2 separate regions of the Homo sapiens genome follow, and region 2 is linked to region 1. The links are chromatin contacts, found by Hi-C in ENCODE. All regions are on one chromosome and are shown on one strand. Each heading gives the region's core, a stretch centred on a gene start or an enhancer-like site at or near the end of the contact. The rest is flanking DNA. Distances are from core to core; before and after follow the strand shown.

Evidence for each region. Hi-C counts contacts between places; a loop is a spot of excess contacts on that map. Pooled maps may share reads with other maps.
Region 2: a loop to region 1 is called in a map of ascending aorta, with 5 times the contacts of the local background. The contact joins the promoter of KRT86-AS2 here to the promoter of ACVR1B in region 1. A Hi-C loop is called at or near these places in 1 of 168 maps with a recorded cell type or tissue (ascending aorta) and 4 of 50 pooled maps.

The regions. Positions count from the first base shown.
Region 1 is chr12:51,950,161-51,953,099 of GRCh38, forward strand. It overlaps ACVR1B (activin A receptor type 1B), which reads left to right and starts at 1,539. Exons shown (of 9, transcript NM_004302.5): 1 at 1,539-1,674. The coding sequence starts at 1,584. RefSeq lists an enhancer at 1,317-1,936 and silencers at 1,394-1,453, 1,484-1,533.
Region 2 is chr12:52,277,670-52,280,608 of GRCh38, forward strand. It overlaps KRT86-AS2 (KRT86 antisense RNA 2), which reads right to left and starts at 1,487. Exons shown (of 2, transcript NR_199073.1): 1 at 1,272-1,487. The region is part of intron 2 of KRT86 (keratin 86); the gene reads left to right. RefSeq lists an enhancer at 2,408-2,939.

The DNA of each region.
Region 1 (2,939 bases), core at 289-2,788:
GGTGGGGTGTGCCTATTTGGGGGAGATGAGGGAGAGGAGAATAAGTTATTTACTCATCCAGCTACACTGACCAACTTGTAGACAATGCCTCCCCATGACTTTATGTGATTGTGTGTACACTGTGTCTGGCGAGTGTGTCTTCAGCTTTATTTTTTCCGGATATGACGATGGGAGTTCTTCAGGTTGGTGAAACTTAGAAGGTGAGAATTCCATTTAAGCAACTGTTCTCCCTATCTCTTGGCCATCCTTTCCACCCCTAGATCTCAGATGGTGAAGCTGTGCTTAGAGAGGTTCAAACCTTGCCCAAGTTTTCACAGCTAGTTAGTAGGAAGCAGAATTCAGATCCAGAATTCTCTGGCTGCAAAAATTCTGCCCTTTCCTTTATATCAAGTTCTTTCTCAAGCTAAAGAAACTGACCTCTTTTCAGAAAGATACGGAGTGATTTGTTTACTTTCTTAAGCATTTCTTCTAGATTTGAAAGTAACATTTATTTGAAAAATATTTAGAAATTATTGAAATGTTAAAAGTAAAAAAATTATGGCAATAACTACTGTTACTATTGGGTAAATATCCTTCCAGTCTTTTTTTCCTATAAACACATATTATCAGTACAATTTGAATAATACTGTAAACAGTGTTGCATTTTGCTTTTTTAATTTAACATTATCTTGTAAGCATTTTCTCATGTCAATAGTTTTTGTAAACAGGATTTTAAATTACTAAATAATGTTCCATCATATGGATGGGCCATAATTTAACATTTTCTATTATTGTCTACTTAGTTTCTACCTTTTTTACAATGATAAATATACAGTTAACATTTTTCATAAACATCTGTCCTCTTATTATTTCTTGAGGACAGGGGACAATACTGGGTAAATGGATATGAAGATTTTAAGGCATTTGATGCATAATGCCAATTGTTTACCAAAAGGGTTCTACCTACCAGCCCAATCAGAGTGCCTCACACGGCACCCTCACCCATACTGTCATCAATAAAGAGCTTTGCTATGTTCTGAAAAGGCGCGTGCCGCGATTCCATCACACAGGCTGCCGCGTCCAGAGGATGGCAGGGGGCGAGGCGAGGCAGGGAAACCAGTTAGGAGACCGCGGCGATGATCCCAGGGGACGCGCTGGGGGCTTGAGGCTAGGCGCAGGGATGGAGGAACTGGAACACGCACGGGATTCGTAGAATATTCGACGGGGGCGGGGGATCGACTCTGATAAGATAATTCTGCACTGCGTGGGGTGCAGGAGAGGGAGGAGACTGCACGTTCGGCTCCGGCCTCCTCCGCGCCGGGCTCGGCACCGATCCGCGAAGTTGGCCGAGGCGTGAGCCCCGCCCACCCCTTTAACAGGGACACTCCCCTTTAAGGCGGGCGCCCGCGCGCGCCCCGGCCCCGCCCTTCGGGGGCGCGCGCGGCGGCCGCGGCGCCGGCTCCGCCGGGAGCGCACGTGCAGGCGCCGGGCGGAGGAGAGGGAGGCGGGAGCCGGGCCGCGGGAGGAGGGGAGGCGCCGGGGGCGCGCGCGCGCGCGCTGGGCGCTGCTGGGCTGCGGCGGCGGCGGCGGCGGCGGTGGTTACTATGGCGGAGTCGGCCGGAGCCTCCTCCTTCTTCCCCCTTGTTGTCCTCCTGCTCGCCGGCAGCGGCGGGTCCGGGCCCCGGGGGGTCCAGGGTGAGTCCTGGGACGGGGGGCGGGGGCCGGGATGGAGAGGGCCCGGCAAGGGCGAGGCCTCGAGCCGCGGCCGCTGGACTACAGCGCGCCCCCTCCCCACGAGCACAATATGGCCGGGTGGGGGGCGCAGAGGAGTCGGGGTGACCCCCAGTCAGCTTCCCCGATCTCCGAGGCGCAGCCGCCCGGCGGCGACGGAGCTCACGCCGGGCCCCTGGGGACCCGAGCCCTGTTCCAGGCGGAACTGGATTCGGGCAGTTCTCAGGGGTCGCGCTCCCAGCGCCCTCGTGTTCCAGAGAGGGGAGTCTGAGCCTCCAGCTCCAAGATTTGGAGGTCCGTGGTTTCTGCCCTTCACCGTGTCCAGGGGCGGGGGGCTTTCTTCCCTCCCTCCAGGTGCTCCTGGGGGGCGTCTTTCTCCCGCCAAGACTGTGGGGTTCGGGCGGTGGGGTCTTAGCCTCTCCGAGGGAACCTGATGTTGAGAGTCCGCGCACCTCAGACTGTAGGGGAAGGGGTCTCTAACCTTTCCTTCAGGTCCTGCACTTGGCGTGTTTCTTCCCCTCCCTCCACTGCCTCCCTAATGTTCTGGGAAAGGGAGTCACATTTCCCCTTCACTCAATCCCTTGAGTTCAGTGGGGCAATCCCCCCTCCGCCCTCCGGCACTCATGCCCCGTGGAGGCTATTTGGAGGAAGTGGGACGAACAGGCCCCTAAACCTTTTTGGAGCCTGGCTTTGGAATCCCTAACCCTATGGAACCGAGTTCCCCAAGGGTTGATGTGAATCTAGGTGTATTTGCTTTCCTCCTCGCCTCCCCCACCCTACCCCGGGGGGCCCATTCAGTTAATCACTTTGTGGATGCCTTTCAGGTGAAATCCTGGAACCTGTCTCCAAACCCCCAAGATTATTTAAAGATCCCACCACTGGACTGTATTCCCGGCCCTTGGTCAGTACTTATTTACCTTCCTACACGATGCCTCTTCCCAGCCCGCCCACCCTCACACACCCCTTACCTCCCAATCCCCACAGTCTGCGGCTCGCCTTATACCACCCCCCCACTCTCCTCTCTGTAGAAGCGGGTACCTTTTTGCGGGACACTTCGCTGGCTGTGTTGTTTTTGAGGCTTTGGGGGCTGAGAAGAGCAGATGAAACCCTAAAATATTTCATTTAAGAGAGTCTTGGCGAATGTGTTTTGGCCTTGGGGTAGCAGATGAAGGTTATATTTGGCAGTTATATTGAAGCGATTATTGACCCACAGATGGATCTGGGAGAGA
Region 2 (2,939 bases), core at 237-2,736, 330 kb after region 1:
GTGGGGCCTGGACTTTGAGATTGCTGCCTGCCACAAGCTGCTGGAGGGTGAAGAGAGTGGATGATGGGTCAGCTGGGAAGTGCTTCAGATGTGGCTGCAGTGAGGAGTGCAGGGGCACAGGGCAGCACCACGCTCATCAGCCAGGGAAGGGTGGAGAGAGATGACCTAGGTATCCAGGAACTCGTTCCTCTAGAGCTAGGTTTCTCTCACCATCTTACAGCCCTTTGAACAAAAAGTTCTAGCTGATGTGTACTTTTGGCACCTGGGACGGGGTGACCCATAGTCATCCACCCCAGTATCAGAGACCAGGGGCCGGTTTGTCCATGGAGACAGCTGCAGGGACCAAGGCCTAGCCAGTGGGAATAAGGTCTCTGTGTGAAGTGCCTTCTTCTCAACTCTGCCCCTCTCCCCAGGCCTGGGGAAGGTGGGGTTACATGACCAGGTGGGGCTTGGCTTTCAACTCAGTAGACAACAGTAGGAGACAAGGGCTGTCACCAGGCTAGGGGAGGGAGGGGGAACTGATCACCCATGCCACAGGCATATTGCATTGATCACCTCCTTTAACACCTCACAAAACCCTGGCAGGGAGGTCCTATTATCCCCATTTTACAGATGAGGGGTAAGTTTCAGAGAGGTTAAGTGACAGCTTTAGGGACACACACTAGTCTTCAGATTATGGAGCTACCTGCTCTGGGGTCTCCTGTAGAGGTTTAAAATGTTCCCTCACGGTCTCACCTTCCAAGATCAAGTCAGGCCAAAGAAAGTGTAGTTTTTTTTTTTTTTTTTTTGGTCTTCTCTTTCCTCCAAAAAGTCATCAACAAAAGTGAGTTATATGAATTTAAGGCAGGAGTGATCAGAGAGCGCCAGGGAGCTTGCAGGGTGGAAGGACTGCTGTCTGGGAGGGTCAGGAGTGTGTGTCCTGGGGAATGCAGAATACCAAACCTAGTAGACAGATGGACTCACCTGCTTCCTTCTTTCCGCTGGCTTGGTCTGGGATTTGGGGCAAGGAGCATCAGTAAGTAAACAGTAGGCTGGCATGGTCGGATCTTATCTTATTATCTTATTCTCCTTATTCCCTCCTTCCCCGTCCACACCTTGGCGTGCCTCCTCTTGAGAAGGCAGAAGGGCTGTGTTTCTGTTCCTGTGTCTGTGACAGCTCCCTCTGTGCCTCTCCTTTTGTCGGGGGCTATTTCTTCTCTCGGGGGTGACTGCGTTTGCGTGTGTGGGGAAGGGGGTCCTGTGGTCTGTTCTCTGGGGAGAGGTCTGTTTACCTGTTCCTTTCGGGGAGTTTGTACATCTGTCTCCTGGTGGGGAGGAGGGTCTGTGTATCTGGAGGAGATGTCTGCAAGTCTGTCTTCTGGGGCTTGGGGTGGGGGGAGGAAGGGCTTTCCTCCCTCGGACAGTCGTCCTCCGTTCAGCCGGGCTCCGCCTGCCTGCTCCAGCCCCGAGCAGGCTCCGGCGCCCTGGAGACGAGCGCCCCTGGCGGCGGCTACGCGCTCTGCGGCTCTCCCGGCTGTGTCCGTGGGCTTTAGCTACACAGCTCCCGCAGATGTTGAACCCTTCCCGCCTCCCTCCGGAGAAGACAAGGAACCCTCAGCTTCTGCCCTAAAGACTTAGCCCTCTTGTGTCAGATGCCCCCTCCCATAGAGCTGACCCCACATCATCTTTCCTTTTTGCCTCCCACACCGGGACGTGAGGCGTTGGAGCACAGCTTACAGGACTATGACTGACCATCCCCAGTGCAGATGGCCTGGACGCTGGTGCCATTGGGTAGAGGTGGCCAGCTTACCTGGACCAAGAACCCTGCCCCTCTGAACTGTTCCCACCCCTTCTTTCCAGGGACTTCTCTGCAATAAAAAGTTGTGGAGTGGTCTGAGCTGCCAGGAGTTTAAACCCGGATTCTCCAGGCCATTCCCAGAGCACAGACAAACCTGGCTGCGGTGGAGGGGTCAGGGCGAGAACAGTACCAGGAAGCAACCTCCTCCCCTCCTGCTGTGAGGGTCTATGTGACTTAAGTATATGATGATTCGATATTATAGAACCAGAGTCTTTAGGATGGGGAGCCCGGAGTCCATGGGGAAAGCGAGAGAAAGGGTTCATTCATGCAGAAGAGTCTAGCCTGGGGCCCATAGCTTCTGGGCAGCAGAGCTGAGAATTCCATTCTCCATCCATCCATTCACTCTACACATACTTACTGAATGGCCTCATAGTGCTTGGTTCAGGGGACAGGATGGTGAGGAAGACACTCTAGGATTCCTGGAGATGAGGTTCTGGGTAGGGAGGTGGGCCATAGACGAGGAAACCGAGCAGAAACAGAAAAGGGTGAGATGGGGATTGGGCCAGTGCCTTCTATCACCCTGATGGGGCATTTGAAGACAGGTGGCCCTTGCAGATGGGGGCTGGAGAGAGATGAACACAATTGGGTGGCCCAAGCTTGGGTTCTGGTTTAACACACAATTGGGCCACCGAGTTGTGTTAATATGATCTGGTGGCGGGCAGAGGAACAACACACTATGGTGGAGGAAATTGTGGGCTGTGAAATCAGACGGAGGCTCCAGCTCTGTCTCTACTTCAGATCCAGGGTGTAAGTTGGTCCGAGTTTTTACAAGGCATTGGATTTTGGTGGTCGGAAGATAGAGTGGGGTGGCTAGATAAAGGCTGGATTTCTGGGTTCTTTCCCTGCCACACAGACCCAAGAGAAGCTTCTGTACAGTGAGCCCACATTCCTTTCTATTGCATGAAATTACATCATCAATGCAACAATAGTTTCTGCTTTCTATGTCCCTGGGTGGGGCTGAAGTGCGTCATTGGCCAGAGGCTTGGGCTTTACTTTTTAAGGCACTCTAGTGCCAGAGTGTCTGCTGTGTTCTTCTGGGTGCCTGCCCAGAGGACAGGTATCCAAAAGGCCCTCTTCTTGTGTAAACAGAAAAGTCTCATGC